2 separate regions of the Homo sapiens genome follow, and region 2 is linked to region 1. The links are chromatin loops, found by intact Hi-C in ENCODE. Cell type or tissue: dorsolateral prefrontal cortex. All regions are shown on one strand. Each heading gives the region's core, and the rest is flanking DNA. Links, peaks and the distances in the headings are about the cores only.

Region 1 (4,386 bases), core at 202-4,201:
TTTAACTCATAATCATTACAGGGTAAGAATACAGAATTCACTGGGATCAAACAGGTTTACTGATTCTCCTTCACCACACCCAATTTTGGTTCCCTACTCCACTACGAAATCATATTGAAGACTTCAAGGCTCCCAGTTCCTATCTACAGTGTTTGAAGACCATTAACTTGGATAGAATTAAACTTAAAAAAGGCTGACAATCACAATAGGACCCAAGGCCAGACTTTTGTTTAGTCCTAATGATAAAACATGTGTGAAAAACAGAGGAACAATATACACTTCTTAGGATGATGACAGCAGCCTCCAGACGACTTCAAGTGAAAGAGCCTTACAAATTTTCAGCCCCTTCTAAAAAACATATACAAATTTATGGCAAAACAGAAAACTCAGGCACAGGATACCCAAAGCTAATATTCACCTTTTGCTTCTGGGAAGCACGGTTCTTCTCATCAGAGATCTTCTCTGGATTATATCTTATGAGTGATGGAATGGACACCTGGACAGGCACTTGGGCCGCAGGAATTGAGCCTCGCAGAGACTCTTTCTGCTTAGGCTTATCAGGAGTCACAGTGGGGATCACACGAAGATTGGGACGGCTACGAGTAGCTTGTTTGGTTATTGGCATTATCCTGTGTGGTTCAGGTACAGGGTGGTTTGACGGTTGAGAGGTGGGATACATGGGCCATCTGGAGGCTGCATATGCCATGTAGTGCCTATAGGCATCAAAAGAGGCAGGGGGAATGGCAGGTCCCTGGTAGTTCGGAGGTATCCGAGCTGCAGCAAACTGAGAGGCCCTTGGCATGTGAAACTGAGATAAAGCAGCAGTGTGTGGAAGTCTAATTGGGGCAGATGGGGCTGATGGCAACATGCACCTGACTGCAACAGATGACTGAAACCCACTACCAACCACCTCTGGTCCTGAAATATGACCCACTGGATGGTCAGACTTTAGGAATGGAGGGCTGTTTTTTGTGAGCAGGTAAGGATCCACAGGAGAAGGTGGGTGTGGATGGGACACCTCTGGAGAGTGGGTATTGCTATGATGTGCCTCCCTGCTCTCTAGTCTGTGGGGATCTGAGGAACGTCGATCAGCTGAGAAGCAGTGGTCAACTGAGGAACAGCGGTCAGCTGAGAAGCGGTGGTCAACTGAGGAACAGTGGTCAGCTGAAAAGTATCGGTCAACTGAGGAACGGCGGTCAGCTGAGGAGCGTAATGATGGCTTCTTGCCATGAAGTCGTTCCTGGGTGCGTGCAGCCAATTGACTAATCTCTGCTACTCCAATATCCAGCCCTATTGTCTTGAGCAAGTCATGGATCTTCGCATATTCTGGATTGGTCTCTTCTAGTGATTCTAGCTTTACAGCTGGAGCTGAAGACGGCAGGGAGCTTGCCTTCTGCCTCATAACTTCACTCTCAGAGCTCCCAAGGGGCTTTGGTACGGATTCTGCCTTTAAATCCTCTTCTTCATCCCCATAGAGAAATTTCTCCTCATCTTCAATGTCGGGAAAGCTACGTCGCCTTTTTTCCTGTGTACTGGTAGAATCAGCCAACATGCTCAGAATGCGGGAAAAACCACTGCCATCCTGGCTAGCTCTCTCATGGGGCAGCAGGAAGTCTGTGTGTCGCTCAGGTCCCTCAGCCTTCAAATCCAAATTATCCTTGTGGCATAGAAAACTTCCAAATTTTTCTCTGAGAGGACTGTTGTCTTTGGGAATCCCAGGAAGGGGACCCCATTGGTAGAGGTTGCCCTGAGGTTCCTTCAAGGCAGTCTCTACCATAGTCCCCTTGTTTTCAATCTCTGAGGCAAAAGCAGCAATAGCACCACTTAGTGGAAGGGATGGGTGCCCAGAGTAGAGAGGGTGATCCTGGCTGGAGCTGGTACTGCTGGAAAAACTCTCAAGCTGCAAAGACAAACACAACTGATTTAGTCTTATGCAGAATCTCAGAACATTAGTAATTGAGATAAATACTTAAATACTTTGGTCTTCCTGAATTAACAGGTGAGATACAAGTATGGATAAAAGGGAGGAAAAGTATCCTTAGCCAGATTCAAAATGTGAATCCCCTTATCTCCAGATGTTTCTACTGTTGAGGAGAAACAGGAAGTGAGGCAAACTGGATGGAATCCTCACCTTTATCTATTTGTTAAAAGGAATTTGAATTCAAAAGAATTTTAGAGATCCCCTAGCTTGTTTTCTTTTCTATGGATCCCCAAAAGAAAAGGAAAAAAAAAGCTGCTTTGGCTGAAGTGGGGAGAGGAAACTCTGGAACGCTAACTCATCAGCATTCCTTTGCTTGGGAACCTCTTCAGAAGCCTTTATCTCCTAAGAGGACAGCTAAAAACTAGTGGTCTTTCCACTAGTGGTCTGACCATCCTTTCACAGGTCAGGGAAAAATATCAAGGCTCAGAATGGTGAGGTGACTTGTCTAAAAATCACAGTAAGTTGGTGGCAGAAGTGGGTCCAAAATCAGAATCATCTGATTTCTAGTCCAGTGTCCTACAACTCATACATCTTGTCTTCTCTCTAAAGAGAGATGAGAAAATTGAGATCACCTCCTCCCCTTGCCCTTCAAGGTTCATTTCCAACAAACCCATACTCAAAGATTGCCAAAGGATAATCCAATTTAAGTAAAAAAACTTACAGTACTCTCCAAAATATCTATTTATTAATATAAAGCCTAATATACAGCAATAGAACCCTCTACTGATGCATTAAAAGGCCTACAGTTTCGTTTGGAGAGTCCTAGAAGGTGTAGCTCACAATGTCGGTCCAGCACATATTACAAAGATACCATTAGGAACATAGCCCACAGGAAAGTAAGCAGGCTTTAAGATATTAGGGAGACTAGCAAGAGGCCCTACAAGAAATGCAGCAGAGACCTGCATGGAGGGCTCCATTATGTCCACCTCAATCCGCTTCTTCAAAATGGATTTCTTGGGCATCACAGATACTTCCTCAGGCCGATGCAAAGAATATCCTGGCTCCGATGCTGTTAGGACACCTGACAATCCAGGGATGGAACAGCCAGTACCACCACCATCAACTCCAACCAGCTCCTGACTCAAGCTCCTACTTCGCTCCTCCTCTTCCTCTCGCTTTCGTCTGGCAAGATCCAGTTCTCGAAACTCAGGGTCGAGAAACCTAGGACTTGGGCTTCTTCTACGCTGTCGATAGTTGCGAGTTCCTGATGTAAAACTTGGGTGATCCCCTCCCATGCTGTTTATCTTCACTGTGTCATCATAACGGGGTCTTTTGGCCTCCCGGCTCCTTTCTTCAGATCGTATGGAGTAGCCTTTGAGTTTTTCTCGATTCCGTTCTGTTCCCCGCAACAGCTCATCATGACAACTGATATGGGGACTATAATCAGATCGATGCAGGAAAGTTTCTTTTGTTCGGTAGTCCTCATCAAGTTGTCCCAAGAAGGGACTGAGAGGCCCTTCCTCCTGGGAAATATATCGCTCAAGACCCCGAGAGCACTGGGAGCTTCGAGTGAAGACAGAATCATCAGTCAGGTCATCCCTGAGGAAAAAGAGAAGCATCATTGAACAAATGGACTTGGAAAGAATAAGAGCAGACAAGGCTAAGAGACTGGTGTTTGTCAAGGGGGCTATAAAATGCTTAGGGCAAAAGACTATAATCATGAAGTCCAAGAACATTTCCTCTCCCTTTCCCCAGGGGAACAAGCAGCTTTAGCCTCTAACCAAGAGGTAATATTACCAACATATCTAGATAGATCTCTTGGGTAATTTCTCCGACTAGACTTAGGGCATGCAGAATATCATGGAAGTTACACAACTCCACACAAGCTAAATTCTAGCTCTTTGCTACTGAAAGTGTAGTGCGGACGAAACAGCATTAGCATTACCTGGGAACTTTTTAGAAATATAGCTTCTCAAAGCTCCACCCCAAGCAGATCTGAACTAGAATCTGCATTTTAACAAGATCTCCAGGTGATTTGTCTGTACTTTAAAGTTTGAGAAACACCAGTCCAGATCAATGGGATTTTTTTGTTTTGTTTTGAGATGGAGTCTCGCTCTGTCACCCAGGCTGGAATGCAGTGATGCAATCTCGGCTCACTGCAAGCTCCGCCTCTCAGGTTCACGCCATTCTCCTGCCTCAGTCTCCCGAGTAACTGGGCCTATAGGCACCAGCCATCACACCCGGCTAATTTTTTTTTTTTTTTTTTTCTGATTTTTTAGTAGAGACAGGGTTTCACCATGTTAGCCAGGATGGTCTTGATCTCCTGACCTAGTGATCAGCCCGCCTTGGCCTCCCAAAGTGCTGGGATTACAGGCATGAGCCACCGCGCCCAGCCTGTTTTGTTTAAGACAGAGTCTTGCTCTGTCACCCAGGCTGGAGTGCAGTGGCATGATCTCGGCTGACTG
Region 2 (4,386 bases), core at 154-4,153, 110 kb before region 1:
ATTGGAGGAAACAGCTCAGCTTAGTCACTTGAAGAAAGAGAAAAGGAGTGGCAGCGTCCCTCCCCATGAAGATCCCTTCTCCATATGTCCACCATGGCCCATCATGAATTAGAAGGTGGTTTCCACACCTCCACGTCCCACCCTGTCCCCTATGGCAGGATGTCTAGATGCAAGAGCCCTGGGAAGTTATTTCATCCCAAGGAAAGGTGGGTTTATGTAGTTTCTACCCCATCTATACATCTCTTTAGCCACCTTCCTCCCCCGACCCGCAACCCCCAAACCCCAGCCTAAGTAACTTCCCTCTTTCTCTATTTGTGACTCTCCAGGGTCGTTGTGAGGGCACGGTAGTGTGCTTCTAAAAAGTGTGAGGGAAAGAGAAGAGGAAAATATCCTGGTTCCAAATCCTGTCCTGGGTTGGCAGAAATCTCAGAAAGTCATGTCTTCTGGCCCCTTGCCTACACACATGCATATCACACACAGACACAAAACACACACAAGAACACACAGATACAGAGATACATGTAGAAAAGCACACAGACACACAGAAAAGATAGACAAAGAAAGACACACAAAGAAACATACACACACAGAAGGATACATGCACAGATACACACACAGACATACACACACGCACACATGGGCATTTCTCCGGTAACATGTGCCTGTCTTTCCCAACCCCCGCCGTTGGGAAACTCTCCCTGATATCTAAATTCTACCTGTCCTAATTCGAGGAGAGATGTGTTCTTTCTTGTCGATTCCTAAGCAGACACAGAAAGGTGTGGTCAGAGGCTTTCTCACCCCATGCCCACCCAGACCTGCTGTTCTCTTTCACTTCTCCTGCCTCCTGCTAGGCCCCTTCCATTTTCCTGTCCTCCCCAGTTCAGCCCACTTCTGTCCCTCTGGAGTGGCCACAAGGTTGCTGTCTATCTGAAATCCATGTCTTGAGTCCATCACCTGTGTTCACCCCATCTCTTATATCCTGACCTCCCAACCCCATGGCTGTGTCAGTGGGTTCAGCTCACCCTGAGAAAGGTGTATGACTCTCAGCACATCCATCCCCCTCAGTTAACACCACCCTCAAGGGGCTTTAGTGCCTCCCCTCATTTTCTTGATTACCACATCTCCCAGGGCTGATTAGCAGGTCACTTTGGTGTGGGTGTCCCATGGGTCACCCCTTGGGTAGCAGGTCTTCCCTTTTCACTAAGCCTCTGTTGCACAGCTCCATGGACATTTTGTGGCACAGGGACTCCCCTAAGGGGGAGCCAAAGCCCAGGCCTCCCCTACAAGGGAAAGGGTCCCAGTCTGGTATGCCCCCTTGGTCAGCAAGTCTTCCTGGCATCAGTTAGAGTATGTCTCTCTCCCCTCGGCCTGTTCACTGTCATTTTCCTCTTCTTCATTGGTCAACATGTGTGTCCTGTTGCTGATTTTAAACATCTCTAGTTTGTAGTCTGTATCTCCCTTGCACTGGCCTTTATACAATCTTTCCCCTGGTAACTCCTGGAGCATCTGTCCAGTGGGGCCAGGAAGAATGCAGAGCAGGAGTGGAGCTCCTCTCCTCCATATCTGCCAGGTGGTCCTGGGTCCGCAGCCCGCCCTCACAGGCCCTCCTCACTCCCCTAGGTAGATGGCCCCCTCAGGGCAGGCCCGGCGGACACCCCTCCCTCTGGCTGGCGGATGCAGTGCCTAGCGGCCGCCCTTAAGGACGAAACCAACATGAGTGGGGGAGGGGAGCAGGCCGACATCCTGCCGGCCAACTACGTGGTCAAGGATCGCTGGAAGGTGGTGAGTGAGTGACCCGGCGGGACAGAGGGAGGGTAGCGGGGAGGGAGGCGAGGACCTGGAGACTTGTTAAAACCGGTGCCCTCCGCTCCCCTACCCTAAGAGGGAGGTGCCTCTAAGCTCATTTGCATACTGCTTGCATGTCATTATTTTTGCCAACACGTGTGGACAATAGCTTTCTCCCAGTGCCCTCTCTCGAGCCCCGCCCTCTCTCACCCCTCTTCCCGCTAGGTCACGTTGGTCAGGCCAAGCCCGGAACAACTCCTGGTTGGATGTCTGGGCAGGAGCTGCAGAGGCCAGTGTGGCGGAGGAGGAAGAGGGGTGGGGGAGGGAGCTTTTTCTCTGACGGACCTTGGAGAAGGGCAGTGGACGAGCATGTGTCCCTCCGCTTCCGCAGAGGACGGAAAGGCTTGGGTTTGGGGAAAGAGGCCCTGCAGGCTGCTCCCGCCGCACCCGCACTCCATCTTCTCCATCCAGCCTCCTCCCCTCGCCGGGTCCTGCGGCAGGTGCAGCACGGCGAGACTCCATCTCCCGGCGTGCCCTGCTCCTCCAGCCCGGGGCTTCGGGCTGCTCGGCCTGCTGGGAGTTGTAGTCTCAGCCTCCTCGGGAGCCGGGCCTGCCTCGGAGCGGGGGCGTGAGGGCTGGGGGAATGATAGTATTTGGGGAGCGAGACCTACTGTAAATCACCTCCCTTTTTCCGTCACTTAATAGCGCTCTGGTGTCCTCTTATTATTGTGGGGGCAGGATAATGTGGGGCAGACTGTGGGCGGCAGTGTGGGGAAACCCGTGTGTGAGCCTGTGGGACTGCACCGGAGTGGGGAGCCAGGGGGAGGGGAGGGAGAACAACAGAGGTCAGGTACACTCCTGACCTCTGAGTCGTGTGTGTGTGCGTGTGTGCTTGGCGCGTGTGCGCACCCGCGTGCTTTAGTGGGGAGGCTCAGTTCACGGGAGTGCGGGGTTGGAGAGGAGGGTGAGGCCCGGGTGCAGGCGGGTCTCCACGGCAACAGCCACCGGCCGTGCAAGTCCCCTAGAAACCTAGAAAGAGGCAACGGTGGCGACGTTTTCAGAGATGTCTCTGGGACTGGGGGTTGGGAGTGGAAGGGATGAAGAGGAGGAGACTTCTAGGGGTCCCCAAGGGATGAGGAAAGGGGCTGTTTATGTCCCAGAGGGGGACTTCCTGAGAGGGAGAGTACAGAAATCGGGGGAGGAAGAGCCAGGGCAGTAATAAAAGGAACGAGGGTCTGGCGAAGACAGGAGTGTTCCTCTGAAACCTCGGGGCCCCTGGCACCGGAGCTTAGTTTCTGGCGGATTGGAGGCAGAATGACATTTGCACTGAAGTGGTGAGGAAAAGACAGTTTTTACACACATGTTGAGTTTAGGCTGGAACTTTTTTGTGATTTCTGAGGGAAGGAGTAGAAGATGAGTGGGGAGCGAAATGGAGCAGGGAGCTGGGGGGAGGGCAAGCATGGCAACCTCTCCTCACCTCCGACCCCCACCCCTGGAGTGTTAGAGAGGGTGAGGGGCCACATGCTTCCCTTCAGCCTGTTCCAAGTGAGGATGGCACTGAGGTGGGAGGCAGAGCTCAAGAACCAAGGCAAACTGCCCATAGATCTTGGTGGCCAGAAGAAAAAGGGGGTCAGTGGCACTAGATGTGGCATTTAAAAATAAATACGTGGACCAGGCATGGTGGCCCATACCTGTAATCCCAGCACTTTGGGAGGTTGAGGTGGGAGGATCACTTGGGGTCACGAGTTCGAGACCAGGCTGGCCAACACGGTGAAACCTCATCTCTACTAAAAATACAAAAATTAGCCGGGTGTGGCAGTGGGCGCCTGTAATCCCAGCTACCTGGGAGGCTGAGGCAGGAGAATCACTTGAACCTGGAAGGCAGAGGTTGCAGTGAACTGAGATCATGCCATTGCACCCCAGCCTGGGCGACAGAGCAAGACTCCTCCTCTAAATAAATAAATAAATCCTCAATACTTGGCAGGCTGAGGCAGGAGGATCGCTTGAGCCCAGGAGTTCAAATCCAGCTTGGTCAACCTGTCTCTAAAAACATAAAATAATAACATCTTATTCATCTTGAGGGGTGCTTCTCAGAATCAGAATAGCAAACAATAATAGTAATAATGACTTAGTATTTGTTTTGAGCATTCACTGTTGCCAGGCATTGTGCAAAATGCCTCATGTGCATTATCTCAAGAACTTACCAAGTAGATTTGTATTCCCATTTATTAATCCCATTTCACAGGTGTGGAAACTGAGGAAATTGCTTAGCTAATTTGCCAAATTTCCATGACTAGTAGGTGTCATGGGCTGATTCTTGTCAGGTCTGTCTGACAAGAATCAGCCCATCCAAGAATCAGGACCACTGAGCTGAAGAAACCTTTGTGACCAATTCTAGTCCAACTCTATTCATTTCACAGAGGAGGAAGAGTGGAGGCTCAGAGAGTTTAAGAAACTCACCCCAGGTCACCCAGAGCTGGCCAAGAAACCAGGTCTCCTTCCTCCCAAGGACCAGTGCCGATCCTATTGTGTCATATTTCTCCTCTAGTTTAGGGAGGTCCTTCAGCAGGGGCTGAGATCATGTAAAATTTAGCAGGAGTG

What was found. Hi-C counts contacts between places; a loop is a spot of excess contacts. Peaks named below come from ENCODE experiments on the same cell type or tissue, not always from the same donor. Only the 100,000 strongest peaks of a DNase experiment are listed, where the experiment ranks them.
Region 2: it touches region 1 in a loop (2.5-fold over the local background); 3 of 110 quality-filtered maps call a loop at or near these places.

Annotation. Positions count from the first base shown.
Region 1 is chr6:43,354,246-43,358,631 of GRCh38, forward strand. It overlaps ZNF318 (zinc finger protein 318), which reads right to left. Exons shown (of 10, transcript NM_014345.3): 3 at 2,881-3,520; 4 at 419-1,900. Among named protein-coding and RNA genes, the nearest start is that of ZNF318, 13 kb to the right of the region's middle. In dorsolateral prefrontal cortex, for the core only: a CTCF peak has its summit at 1,828; no DNase peak of the experiment used is centred there.
Region 2 is chr6:43,244,987-43,249,372 of GRCh38, forward strand. It overlaps TTBK1 (tau tubulin kinase 1), which reads left to right. Exons shown (of 15, transcript NM_032538.3): 2 at 1,621-1,782. The coding sequence starts at 1,675. Among named protein-coding and RNA genes, the nearest start is that of TTBK1, 3.7 kb to the left of the region's middle. In dorsolateral prefrontal cortex, for the core only: a CTCF peak has its summit at 1,744; DNase peaks (open chromatin) are centred at 2,035 and 2,315; H3K4me3 peaks cover 2,180 bases; H3K27ac peaks cover 2,143 bases.